Linked DNA regions of Homo sapiens: all the other regions are linked to region 2. Evidence: chromatin loops called from intact Hi-C (ENCODE). Cell type or tissue: PC-3. All regions are shown on one strand.

Region 1 (5,000 bases), 260 kb after region 2:
TTAAATATTCATATATTCAATATTTCAAAATAAGAAATTTGGATATATGTATGCATAATTTACAATTTTATAGTGAAACCTGTCTACAGAGGCCATTTTCACTATATTTCAGTAGCATCTCAACTTGAAATGTACAATGCAGTTTCTCTCTGAAGTGTGAAAACTGTAAAGTACATACTAATTCACTGCAAGCAAACACAAAATAAAGACCATGTTGTGCATATGGCACTCACCCGAATGACTACTTTAACCTATTCATTAAACCCTTTCAATAAGAGAGCCCTAATAACTGCTCTATGTTACGAAATAGAATCAGAAATGATCTTAAATTTGATTAAAAATAGAAACTTCACACAAGAGAATTATTAACTAAGTCAAAGAAACTACAGCTTGCATTTATAAAGCTCTTTGTCCATTTTCATTCATTAAATATAAAAATTTCCATAAGAAATATGTCATTATGACTGACATACACAATTTATATAGAAAGATTTATATAAACAGCCTGATGTTTTCCCAATACAAATATAAGGTGGATTTAAAAAAACAAAGATTACAGCAGTCAAATTTATTCGTCAAGAATCCAAATCTGAGTTGGACTTCATTTCTCTGAACTGTCCTAAAAACATTCCAGTAGTAGAACAGATTTGCCATTAAAATAAAATAACCAAGACTTATTCATTTTAAAACAAGTAAAAAATGCAGATCTGTTCTTTAAAGACACAAAGGGTAATGCAGACTGAGGTTTACATGTTCAATCACTGTTTATAAATGATAGGCTATATCATTAATTTGTAAGTGACTCTAAAATGAGTATGCACATAATACACAAACATTCTACCACTGGTAACTCTAAATAGGTAAATTTAAAGCTAAAAAAAGCTGAAATTTTATCTCTGCCATAAATTTAAAAAAAATCCATGAGCATTGCAATGACTATACTTTTGCCTTAGAGCTGATACTTTAATTTTCAAGAACCACAAAGAAAAAAATCAAAACTAGTCAGTAACAATGCAGCGTCTAAAAGCAATAAACTCAAAATTAACTTATAAATAATTTAAAGGATGTCGTGAAGATGTATTAATAATTCATCAGATAAATAATTTACTAAATAATCAAATAAATAAATAATGAAATACATAAATAAAACAGCAAATAAATAATTCTGCAAAATAACCTAAATAATAAGTCACCCAAACATATCACAACCTACAAAGCTACAATGATTTTCCGGATTTTGATAATTTAAATAAGCAAATGTACATAAGTTAGATCAATCCTTGTTAGAATTAGAAATATTTTTCAATACTATTGGTAAAATCCTCATCTCAATACATATGAACACATTTTCAATGTTTAAAAGACTGCATAGGATTAGTTCTCATACATCATTAATATAATTATAATACAACTGCCTTGATATTATATATATCTTTCTCTAACATATTTTCCCTCAAACAACTGGACACTCAAGACATTCTTAACTTACACTTCTTTTTCAAAGAAATACCTACAATATAATAATGCTACAGCCTTTCTGACAGTTTTCCTATCTTCACCAAATCTTTAGAAATTTTCTGCAGGAGAATAATAAGAAGAGCCTTAATTATTACAGATGGCATTTCATTCACTAGTGGACAATGTTTTACAATTCTAAAAATAATGGGAAGTCGACATTATTAGTCATAAACTATGTCAAGATTTTTAGAAGTCTTCAGTGGACTAACTTCAACTTGACAGTATCCAACTTTCTCTATTGGGGCTGACACACAAGCTGTTACAATTGGCGGGATTTCAGACGTGAAAGACAAAAACTTCAAAGGACAAAGTGATTGGCTGACATCTAATGCTATCTTCAATCTGGGAAGCTCAAAGTCCTTGAAAGAACACGATGAGATCCCTTAACTGTTACAATCTGAATGTAGTCACAATCTAATTAGGGTACCATAAAGGGTCAAAACACAACTGACCTCATAAATCAGCCTTCATTTAACAAAGGTTTTATCTACCCATAGTATAGCATTCTTTATATCCTTAAATAGTAGATCCCAAGTTATGATAGCTGTTCCCATAGAAATAATAACTTTGTGATAGGTTTTTGACACACTGAAGGGACTACATTAAAACAATATAGTACGCTTGAAGAGAAGGAAATTAACCTAATTTACTAATTAATTAAAGTGTTTTATATAATTTATCTTAGTGAATTCTCACAACAATCTTTCAAGTTAGGTAACATTTTACCTATTTTTCAGTGAAGGAAACTGAGGCCCAGTAAAATTATGTATACTGCCTACAGTGCCCAAGTGGCAGGAAAGATCCACATTTTGCCTACACAATCTTCAGTGGGAAGATTCATTAAGCTATAGAGCCCTTAAATTTAGGCCAAACCTGAAAAATTTAGAAAATTCTAAAACACCTATATTGTTAAAGCATGGGTTCTCAACTAAGGGTGACTTTGTTTCTTAAGGGACATTTGGCAATGCGTGGAGGCATTTTGTGTGTCACAACTAGGGAGAATTACTGACATCTAGTGGGTAGAGGTCAGGGATGCTGCTAAACATCCTACAATGCACAGGATGGCTCCTACAACAAGGAATTATCTAGCCTAAAATGTTAGTAGTGATGAGGGTAGGAAACCCTGAATTAAAGTAACATGTATGGTTTTCCTATTACAAAATAATATATATTTGGTTAATAGATGTAGAGTCTTTTTTCTATGTATAATATGTATAGTGAAATATCCTGGATAAAAAAAGTGTATCCTTGGGAGACCGGGTATATGGGAACCCTTTGTACTTTCTGCTCCATTTTTCTCTAAAGCTAAAACTGCTCAAAAACTATCTTATTTTTTCAAATATGTATTCTTCACTTATATGACTAAAGTTATGATTACCTTTCTTAGAATCAATATTAAACAGTAAGTCTACAGTCATAAAAAATGTTTTCTAAAAATTTCATATATCAAAATGTTTTCAACAAGTTAATATGAGAGCATTAAAAGCTAAATTTAGCCAGACATGGTGGCTCACACCTGTAATCCCAACACTTTAAGAAACCAAGGAATGACAAAAATGTATGTTTCCTTATATTTGACCTGTTATATTATCATATAGAGGCTTTAAATAATAGTATACTTTGTCAGCTAGGATTAGGTCACATCCCTCCCAAATCAATAAAAATAATAATCAAATAATAACAAGGAGAGGGGGAAAAAAGGAGGGAGGAGACAAATTTATTTCTCCCATGTAAATGTCCAGAAGAAGAAAATCACAGGCTGATATGGCAGCTCCAACTATAAGGGGCCCAAGTTCCTTCCACCTTTTTGCTCTACCGTACAGTTTCTATTCAAAGTCACCTCATATTCCAAGAAGGCTATGAGAATTGCAGCTAATCTACCTACATTGCAGGCAGCAGGAAGAAGTCTGAAAGGAGAAGAAAAGCCCTCCCTATTCTCTTATCTCACACAATATTCCACCTTATATCTTATAAACCATAAACTTAGCCCTTTGGTCACACTTAACCACTTGGAAGGCCAGGCAATGTAGTCTGTAACACTGTCAATATACTCAGCTATAAAACTGGGATTCTTTTGTAACTAAGGAAGACAGAATAAATTTTGTGAGGTGAATTAAAATAGGCAGACTGCAGTAAAAGTTACAACTCTTCAAAGAAAATGAAAGAGGTACTGAAAGATTTTCATTAGAGAAGTTCACTGCAAATTAATGAAAATGAAGGAAAAGATATTTAACAATAGAAGAATGGTTAAATTTAGGGATAATCTTAGAATCGAATGCTATGATTTCACTAAATATCACTTTGAAGAATTTTACTGATATGGAGAACTGTTCACAGTATTAAATAAAAAAATATAAACTATTTCATATACAATAACCCATTTCATATCAATATACATATATACAAATACATATACTAGTATATATATACACATACATATAGGCCCATCATATAGCTATATCTAGAGAGACTGAGACCATATAAAACTTAAGAAAATAAAAACTAAACTGATACTAGTGGTTTAGCTCTCCTTTGAGGAATTGTAACTAAATTTTACTTTATCCATACATTTCATTAATTTCTAGTTTTTCTACAATGAATACATACTATGTGTATTGATTATTTTTCATAAAAATGTTGGCACAGATGAAGAAGCAATCAGCCACCTTAGAAAAGTGGTTAGGTTCAGGCTTCAATTTATTTTATTACCTAGAATTCACTGATTTAAACAATGGCATGGAGCATCTACATCTGAGCTGTATCTTTACCAACCGGGGCAAAACATAGATGTTTCTCTTTAGGCAGTACTAAGAAGCCAACTTCTCTGTGCCCAACTTGTATTCAACTTACTAGCATTCACATATCACGTTTGTCAGCTTTGCACAAGTCACTCCTAACCAGATGCTACATCCATCATTCCTAACAATGTACCCCGACATATTGATTACTTTGCTCATCTCATTCTGTGGAACTAATCATTTGTCCTTCATGCTTCTACAAATCCTTCCACTTTCTATATTTCTCAGCCTATTTTTAAAATTTCTACCCTACTGTACATTTTTCTGGTTACTTGTATAATGAACACATCTAACATAAATTATATCTTTCTTATATTTTTAAAACTATCTTGAATTGTCCCGAATTTTCCAGAGTTACTACTGGGTACACAGAGAATTGTTATATTGGCATTAATTCCATTGGCTGAAACTCCATAATTACCATTAATAGAGTCTCATAATTTAGAATGCTTCAAAATTTTCCATATTTTCTAGAGTGATTTACTTTCCAAAATCCCCATTATCACCATAAAAGAAATGGAAAAACAAAGGAAAAGACATTCAAAGCTACTAACAAGTGCATGGAGTTGGCCAAAATAGCAAACAAACAAAAAAGTGAAATAGATGGACCCAGTCCTCTAGAAAATGCGTTAGACACTCACAACAAAGTCCGGGCACAATGGCTCACGACTGTAATCCCAGCAC
Region 2 (5,000 bases):
AAAACTTTATCTGTTAACTTTAGGTTTCAACTGTCAAAAGTTCGGCAATTTAAAACATGAAAAAGGAACAACATCAAAAGGTATTTGTCTTCTATAATAATATCAAACATTTAGAAAAAAAATTTTTACTCAAAAATCTATCATATTCATAAAATCACATTTAGAACAAATTATACATATCAATTTAAAGACTACAGAATAAAAGTAAATGTACTAAAGTTGGAAAAAATGCTTACCAATGCCCCGTTGTTATATATTCTTATTGATTGAAATTTCATAGTTCAATTTTTTTAAATATATACTTCAAAGTACAGCTTTTATGAAACCATAGTATACCACTATTAAAAATGTCATTTGTTCTTCAAAACAAATTAAAAGTTTAGAATCTGATTATATTTTATACTCCTAATTTATATAATGTAACTTTCAAACATCAGGTTGTATTTGATTTTTATAATATTTACAGCTTAATATAACAATGATTTAATCCAATTTTATACTTTTAATATACTTTGAACAACCGAAGGTGCAATAGGAAATCATCACAGTGGTCGTGGATAAGTCAAACAGTAATTACAGAGCTTTCACTTTAAAGATGAGATTATTTTTAATTATTGAGTATAGTATCTAAGGTACTATACTTATATAATTATGCTACTCATTAAATGGTGACTGAATGCTGAAATGTAATTTTAATGACAGCTACCTATCTTTCTTTACACATTTTATAGCTGACAGATAGTAAAGAACACTGGTTCTTTTTTGAGAATTTGGTGAGATATGTGCAGCTGTGCCAGTGTTCAGGAGAAGTGGACTGAGCCTGCTTATTAAACTTTCAACTCTACTCTTTTTTCAAAATATTGTTCCAGTTTATTTTGTTTTTTGAAAAAACAAAAAATCCTAAAATGGATTACAACACTTAAAAATGGTGACAATTTATAGAAGAAAATAATCCAAAAACATATAAATGTTTAAAATTAACCTAGCTAGGTATAAGTTGCTAATTCTTTGAAAACATGGGTATGGTATTACTCATACAGCACCCTTCATTTTCTTTTAAAAATTAATAATATTATAATAAACTAAAAAGATGTAAGGAAAATTAGTCTCTGTCTTGCTAAATGAAAATTTCCTACAACACATGTTATTTAACAGCTTGCAGACATTTCCTGTGAAACGTTCCATAATCAGCATAGAATAAGTACTATATTATACATTTAAAATATGAGCTTCTTTCTCGTTAAAACTAAAGATTATGATTAAACATGAAAAATAACACCAATAGAATAGTTCTTCCTTTAAGGTGATATTTATCAGATCAAATATAAAATCCTTCAAATAATTAAGAGAATTTGGCTTTATAAACAACCAGGTTTTATCATATTATAAAGGTTTTATTTAATTTAAAACTGTTTCCAAATGAAACTATCACATTAAATGTAACTTTCAAGGTGCAAAAAAATGGTAATAGGGAAAAAAAAAGCAGTTTTTCTTTCTCAAAAACATAGCAAATAAGGAGTACAATTGTTTCACTAACAATATTAGAGAAAAGATTTCAGAGTTGGCTATATGGGGAAAAGGCAATAAAGTTTTGAAGCGGGAAAAACGCTTTGTTCCCTCAATCCTCTAGTTGAAATTAATTATGGCAAATGTTTATGAAAACATCTGTTCCTTACAGTTATAAACTCTTAATTTTAGTATGGACGATCCCAGACTCTTATTTTGGAAGGAAACTGTCTGACTATGGAAAGGTTTACAAAAGAACAGACAGAATCTGTAATTCTGTAAAATTGTGTATACAATGTGCTACATCCTGTAGAGATTTTCCTTGGTGTGAAACATTTGGAGAGGCTTAATACCAGTAACTAGGAGAAATCAAAGACAAACAGAAAGGCTCATTTTTCATTTAAGCTATAATATGATAAAAAACATATCTGTAACACCAGAAAACAACTTCCGCCAGTTTGGGAAATAAACAAGTGTTACTTTACTACTGAATCTAATTTGGAGGTAAGTATAATAAAATAAGTATTAATTTTATAAGGGATTAAAGTAAATGAAATGACAATACAATCATGGGAACGTATATGTAGTGTTTCCCAAAAATAACAACAGAGGGTGCAAGAGAGTTTACTATGATGTTTTTACTTGCTATTCTGATCCTTGAACTAAGTTGTCAGGTAGCCGTAACTGTAACAAAGATGCATCATACACACACATACAAATACAGTATTAATGTAATCTTACACAAAGACTATTAAATGGTCAAACAGCACAAATATCTAAAATGTGGTTTAAGATAATAGGCTTCCTCTTACCTGAAAATAATTTAACTAATCTGCAATTTTTAGAATACAGTTGTAACTTTAAAGGTATTTCAATATCTAATGTAAAGTAACCAGTAAAAGAATCTAGATGTCTTTATTGAGTATATTTTGAATACATGCATGAATTATATAAAATAAATAACATATGTGTAACTATATATTTATAACATTGTACAACATATATCTATAAGAACAATTCATCAATTACTTGTGACCGTAAGTTTGAAATTTATATAACATTCATTTCTCATTAATTGGTATGCAACTTTCCTAATGGGTTCATAATATTCAATGAAAATAAATTGCTGATTTGCAAAAATATGCTGATAGTTACATTGGCTTAAATTATAAGAAAATGCATAATATTGCTTAATAGTAATTTCTAACATGTGTATCTAACTTACTAAGCCAGAAAGGATAACTGTGACTTAAATTTCAAAACAGAATGAATGGAATTTCAGACTCCCTTTTAGCTTTAACTGAAGTCATGTTTAACAAAGGGCATTTTTGGTTCCATCTGTGCACTGTTGAAATCTTTCTAAAGGGAGGTTTACAATAGATTTCTGTAGTATTTTTTTATACACAAACATCTAGTTCATGAAGAGAGAACCAGAGATTTTTAAACTAGGTTAAGTTAAAAACAGCCAGAATAACACTATAAATAATCACGCCTACTCAAATGTGTCTTCAGTTTACATGTGAAAACATCAAGTTTTAGACTATCACATCACACTAGGTATGAATTCTGAAAAGTATTACATAATAAAGAAAAGGTTTTATCTTTGAATCATTAGAGAACTGTCAACATACACAGTCTGGGTGGGGTATTTAATAGTAAGATGGGGAAAAATGACTTGGTTCAAACTAAGATGAAAACAAAGCTATGAGTTTAGTGTAAAGACCTGAAAGCCTTTGTGTCTTTTAAAGGAATTAGTATATACCAATGAAATGTTTTAGTTAACTTTAAAATCCTTTAAAAAAATGATTTTTAAAAATCTATGAATAAAGTATATTCATGTGTTGACACACAGTGAAGGCAAAGCATAATGACTCAGCATTATCCATAAAGTAGCCACATCATTTGTGAAATCAGGCTAACCATTAGCCACCCCAAGCTAATTACTTATGCTAAAAATCCAGGACCACTCATTAGATCTAAGAGCCAGTGCTGAAGTCAACACAGAAAAAAATGTGTCAATTTTATAATTTTCAATTTTCTTTATTATTGTTAATGTACTTACATTCCAGTGATTTAATAGTCATATTTAGTTCTCTAAATAATGTCTTAAAAAATCTGTATTGTAGATAATGAAAACTCAAACGTAAAATAGAAATTCATAAGAAGTCTTAAATAAAAAACATTTTCAAGTGGACATTTTAATTTGAGAAAAGGATGCTTTGTTATCAAAGGTTCCTATTAAACCTTTCATAGAATTCTTAAAAACAAAAGACAGAAAGCAGCATGACATCAGCAAGATGGCAGAGTTTGAAACTCCAAGTAGTACATGTCCTCCCACAGAAACACTGAAAAACAAAAAGTAACTTTTAGGACTTTGTAAAAGCTGTAATAAACAGTCAAAAATGTTCCAAAGCAAAATGAACACTGAATCAAGAAAAAAGGCAACTTAAAAATTTCGTGGTGTTTACACTTGCCCTTGCCCCACCCACCCCATCCCTGGCACTGTAGCAGTCTGGAAGAGGGTAGCTACTTTCCCAGGGTGGGAGTCTGGTACTTAGTTCTCGAAGGGAAGAGGGTACCATGTTAGCAAATTGTTGTGCATATATGTTCTACCCTGTGTAAGGGCCACCTGAAAGATGACACAAGGTGCCTTTCTCTGTTCCGGCTACTTTAGAAGAAGCAGCGGACATGAATAGAACATACAACAAGCCAAACTAAACACCCGATATACAGTCCATTCTCACGCTGCTATAAAGCACTGCCTGAGACTGGGTAATTTAAAAAGGAAAGAAGTTTAATTGACTCGCAGTTCCACATGCCTGGGAAGGCCTCAGGAAACTTACAATCATAGCAAAAGGGGAAACAAACATGCCCTACCTCATATGATGGCATGAAGGAGAAGTACAGGGCAAAACAGGGAAAAGCCCCTTATAAAACCATCAGATCTCATGAGAACTCACTATCACAAGAGCAGCATGGGGGTAACCGCCCTCATGATTCAATTACCTCCAACTGGGTCTCTCCTGTAACACCTGGGGATTATAAACCTATATTTCAATATGAGATTTGGGTGGGGGCACGGCCCAACCATATCACTGTACCCCCTCCCAAATCTCATGTCTTTATAATTCAAAACACAGTCATGCCTTCCCAACAGTCCTGCAAAGTCTTAACTCATTCCAGCATTAACCCAAAAGTCCAAGTCCAAGGTCTTATCTGAGAAAGGCAAGTCCCTTCCTCTATGAGCCTGCAAAATCAAAAGCAAGTTAGCTACTTCATAGATACAATGGGGGTACAGGCATTGAGCAATACACCCGCTCCAAATGAGAGAAACTGACCAAAACGAATGGGTACAAGCCCCATGCAAGTCCAAAATCCAAGAGGCAGTAATTAAACTGTAAAGTACCAAAATGATCTACTTTGACTCCATGTCTCACATCTATGTCACACTGATACAAGAGGTAGGCTCCCACGGCCTTGGGTAGCTCTGCCCC
Region 3 (5,000 bases), 210 kb after region 2:
ATCTACCATATTTCTAATCTTCAAATTCTTCCACATACTCGTCAACTAACTACAGTGGAGGCCAATTAACATCTCTTTAGAAATTACACAACTCAGGTATCTCTACAATTGTTATCAAAGGATGATTAGGAGAAATGAGACAACAAATTGTGGTCAGCAACAAGTGCTGAGTCTATCCTGGAACTCTGCCCAAGATAAAACCCAAGACATTTCATTACTAAAACTAAGACATTTCATTATAATAGAAGAGCACTTTCACAGTCTCACAGGGTAAGTAAGAACGTACTACATCAAATTTCCAAAAGGGACTTTTTAACTTTTTATTTTGAAATAATTTTATACTTATAGAAAGGTTGCCCAAATAGCACCGAATTCCCACATAACCTTCAATTAGGTTTTTCTAATGAAAACACCATACATAGCTATATTACAGTTATTAAAATCATAAAATTAACATTGGTTCAAACTATTAACTAAACTGTGGGTCTTACTCAAATTTCGTCAGTTACGCCACTAATGACTTTTTTTGATTCCAGAATCCTATCCAGGATTCCACATTACCTTTAGTTGTCATGTGTCCTTAGCCTCCCCCAATCTGTGGGAATTCCTTCTCTTTCATGACTGTAATATTTTTTAAGAGTGCTAGTCCGTTATTTTGTAGAATGTGTCTCAATTTTGAGTTTGTCTAACGTCTTCTCATGATGAAACTGAGCTTATATATTTTTGGCAAGAATATCATATAAGTGATGTGCCCTCTTTGGTGTATCGTATTATATCAGATGTTAATATATCTTATTACTGTTGATGCTAACCTTCATCACTTAGTGTCTATCAGCTGTCTCCTCCATAAAGTTACTATTTTTCTCTTTGTAATTATTAAACATCTCATGAATATACTTTTTAGACCTATACAAATATTCTATTTCTCCTTAAATGTTCACCCTTACTTTTGCTATCCATTAATGAGTCTTGCCTGCAACAATTATTACGGTGGTGTTTGCCTCATGGTGATTTTCTATTTTCCTCATTCTTTATACATTTATTAATTGTAATTTAAAAGAATGGTTTTTAAACTGTATCAAATGTCAAGGTCTCCAAAAAATTATCAAAAAGTTAAATGCAAAAAGCCAACAATAAATGTAGTGGACAACAGTATTTCATATTCAGTCATAATGACCTTAACTCCCTGAATCCGATGTCTAGCAGTTCCTTTTGGAAGGATCTGTGTTTGAGTAAGTCGCTAATGACATCTGTCAGCAGCTGTACTGTTTTGTTTTATATAATTGTAGCCTCATTTTTTATTGCAAGTAATGCATCACGATGCATATTTAAGGTTTTCCAAATAAAGAGTCTTGAGCAATCTATTTTAAAGTAGCTAATACCACAGCACATTTGAGGCTAAGGGGTAAGCATTCCTCAGGAACCAAAACAACGAGGATAGCAAATATTCTGCCCCTGCAAATCTGATCTCATTCCTCAACCTGAAACCTTGCCACATAAGCATAAAATTATACCAGTAAGGAGATATCTCTCAGAATGGTGAATTCCAGAGCTCCAATTTTCAAGACTATTATTCCTATGACAGGATGAGGACCTGCAAACATGAATTATAAGCTTAAATTATTCACTTACTCTTTCACAAAAGGAAAGCCCATCAATCTAATGCCAAAAGACTTCAAGTTTATTTCTAAAGGTTTAAAGAAAGTGGTTTATTTATCAAAACTTTATCCTCTGTGTTTGTTGATTAAATACTTCAGTCTTACACTGAGGTCAAAGAATGTCAACCAATTACTATGTAAGAGAAGTCCTACTTCATAGCACTTAACGTCACCCAGAATACACGGAATTATTTTAATAGGCAATCTTGATACACTATTTATTCCCAAGTATATTTCAACTATTATAAGTAAAACCTACTTAATCTAATATCATTCTTCAAACTAAAATCACAGTAAACTAGCAACTAGCACAGTGCCTGGCACATAACAAATATTAATGAGTAAGTACTGACAACAATCCATAATTTCTTCTAGACTACTTCCACTGCAGGCTACAAAAGTTGAAGTTTCCTTCTGCACATTCAAAAAACTACACATTTTAATTACTTCTTAAGAAAGATATTAAAATGACTCAGAATCTAATCTAAGTGATGTGGAAATATATTCCTAAACTTTATCATCCGAAAACTACAATATTTTTGTAAAGGACATCAAGTCATTTTTAAAAGTGATTTATTTTCATAATGGATATTTGGGAGACAAAAATACACGAGAAAACAGGAAATCCCACTCATAATTCTGATCTTACAAATTACTGTCATGATTAGTCCTGGAAACTAGTGCAAGATTATGGTTGCAGGATTTATGATGACTTCATTTTTGGGTGAAAATTTTAATTTATTCAAAACAAAACAAAACAAAACAAAACACTCTTGGTCTAAAGCATGGCCATGAGCAAGATTTTATTTAAGAGTCTTAACTATTAAACGGGGTCACTGGGGAAGTTGTGGTAGTCATTTTCTGACAGTTGCTTAGAAAGCTTACAAGGTACCTAATTTGTATCTGCATATTCTCTGAAGATAAATATAAATATAATATAGAATACTGCTAGCCTATGCTTTAAAACATTGCTTATTACTGAAATGTCTATTGGAGTAGAGTGAGAAGAAAGAAATTGGTTATGCAATGCTTAGGAAAAACAGCTTCCTATTTTCTCAGATCCCAAATGACCAGAGGAAAAGTCTAACCAGCAGGGGGAGATACAGAGGAGAGTAGTAAGACAAAGAACAGGCTATAGGCAAGAAAAGCAGTTATAATTATAGCTGGGAACACGGAATTTGTTAAAGGAAGTCTACTGTATAATTATACTTGAAAATTTAGCAAGATGCCCAGAGGCTGACTCGCAGCTGTCAGGAACTGGTAACTCTACTTCTGTTCATGCAGCGACCACTTCGGCAACTAAATCCACTATCCAGACATTACTAGAATTGACATTTAGAGTAAAGGAATAGATGGGTGCATGAAACTGTTTTTCTACAATGGATGAAAGCATCCATTTCAACAAAGTAACACTCTCTCTTTAGTTTCCTTTCTAGGCTTAGGTTTCCTCTTTGTATCCTCTCCCTCACAGAACCTAAACATTCTCATAAAAGCTATAATCTAGGTACAAATCTCTTTCTTGAATTCTGACTAGACCATGAACCAATTCTACTACCAACTACAACTCCAAATTCAGCATGCTTACAATGAAACTTATTTCCCACCACCCTCACCTTGTCACAAAGCTCTTTCCCCTTCCCCCCTACTTTTCTATTTCTCTAGTAGCACCAGCATTCTCTCAGGAAAACATGACAACTCATGTCTCTCTTTCCCCTTCCCGATCTCCTACTCTATACTGATTCAAAGCATCAAATCCTATTCGTTTCTCCTTAAAATTCTGTCATCTATCAATGAAAGATGTATCAATGTTCTAATCCCTAGTGTCACACAGAGAATGGGACCTTATTCAGAAATAGGGTCTTTACAGAGGTAATCAAATTAAACTGAAGTGATGAGGATGGGCCCAAACCCAATATGACTGATGTCTTTATAAGAAGGGTAAATTTGGATGCAGACAGACACTCAGAGGGAAGATTAGGTGGAGACACACAGAAAGAAGATGGCCATGTGACTGAAGTAATATAATACATCCACAAGCCAAGGACTGCCAGCAAACAACAGTAGCTGGAAAAATCAGAAAGGATTCTCCCCTAGAACCTTTAGCCTACACTTTGATTTCTGGACTTCTAGTCTCTAGAACTGAAACAATAAATTTCTTTTGTTTTTAGCCACTCAGTTTTTGGTTCTTTGTTATGGCATCCCTAAAAAACTAAACAGCACCATAAACTGAATTTGGACTCAATTTTCTACCATCATCAAGCCCGCTACTTATCTCTGAATAGCATCCCATCCACCGATTTTGTCATGGCAGATTCCTATGCATCATTCTTGCTCCTCTTTCAATTACTGAGGCCTGCTCCCTAAATACTATATATCTCTTTAATCTGTCGATCTTTCCATTTTTACATCAATAATCTGGTTCAGGCAATCACCATCATGCCCCTGGACTAATGTTCACGAAATAATCCCCATGTCCTTGCTTCTCTCTTGTTCATTCACCCTTAGCAAGCGGACTGTTTCTAAAATGCTAATCTGACCACACTTTCAGTGGATTACAGTTGGTAGTATCCATGGTCTCTCAGGATAAAGTCTGATTTTTTTTTAAATTTTAGATTCATGGGTAAATGTGCAGGTTTGGGCTTCTAGTGCACCCATCACCCAAATAGTGAACACTGTATCCAACAGGTAATTTCTCAACCCTCCCCTGTTCCAACCCCTCCCACTTTTTGAGTCCCCAGTGTCCCTTATTTCCATCTTTATGTCCATGCATACATACCCACTGCTTAGCTCCCAATTTTAAGTAGAACATGCAGTATTTTGTCCAAATTGTTTATAATGGGTGAAAAAACTTTACATGTTCTGGACTCCAAAACTAAAGAGAAAAAAAGAGACCATCACTCACTGCTCCCACGTCAAATAAACAGGCAAATATTTTCAGGTTCTGAAACACACCAATGCTTTTCACATCTGCTTGTAACTCTCTTCCCCTTATTTAATCATTCATTCATTTAACACATAAACACAGTGAGTATCCATCATGTGCCAAGTATAGTTCCAGAAGCTAGATAAACCACAGAAAACAAAGCAAAGTTCCTACCCTCATGAAGCTTACAAGCTTACATTCTAAAGACAGTGGTTAAACAGCTGATAAACAAACAAAAATAAATATACACAAACTCAGAAATTATTAAGTGCTTCAGAGAAAAGTAAAGCAAGCTACAGGGAATAAGGGAAGTTGGCGTAGGGAAAGGAGCAAGGTTATGATTTTATATAAGGTGCTCAGAGAACACCTCCCTGACAAGGTGACACTTAAGAAAAGACTTAAAGATAGTGGGGGAAAAA

What was found. Peaks named below come from ENCODE experiments on the same cell type or tissue, not always from the same donor. Only the 100,000 strongest peaks of a DNase experiment are listed, where the experiment ranks them.
Region 1: a loop joins it to region 2, with 13 times the contacts of the local background. A loop is called at or near these places in 29 of 110 quality-filtered maps.
Region 3: a loop joins it to region 2, with 6 times the contacts of the local background. A loop is called at or near these places in 8 of 110 quality-filtered maps.

What each region holds. Positions count from the first base shown.
Region 1 is chr3:17,684,295-17,689,294 of GRCh38, forward strand. All of the region lies in intron 1 of TBC1D5 (TBC1 domain family member 5), which reads right to left. Among named protein-coding and RNA genes, the nearest start is that of TBC1D5, 56 kb to the right of the region's middle. In PC-3, a CTCF peak has its summit at 2,531 (motif pointing left); no DNase peak of the experiment used is centred here.
Region 2 is chr3:17,429,044-17,434,043 of GRCh38, forward strand. The region is part of intron 3 of TBC1D5 (TBC1 domain family member 5); the gene reads right to left. Among named protein-coding and RNA genes, the nearest start is that of TBC1D5, 310 kb to the right of the region's middle. In PC-3, a CTCF peak has its summit at 2,137; no DNase peak of the experiment used is centred here; H3K27ac peaks cover 937 bases.
Region 3 is chr3:17,642,527-17,647,526 of GRCh38, forward strand. The region is part of intron 1 of TBC1D5 (TBC1 domain family member 5); the gene reads right to left. Among named protein-coding and RNA genes, the nearest start is that of TBC1D5, 98 kb to the right of the region's middle. In PC-3, CTCF peaks have their summits at 2,745 (motif pointing right) and 2,949; a DNase peak (open chromatin) is centred at 2,745.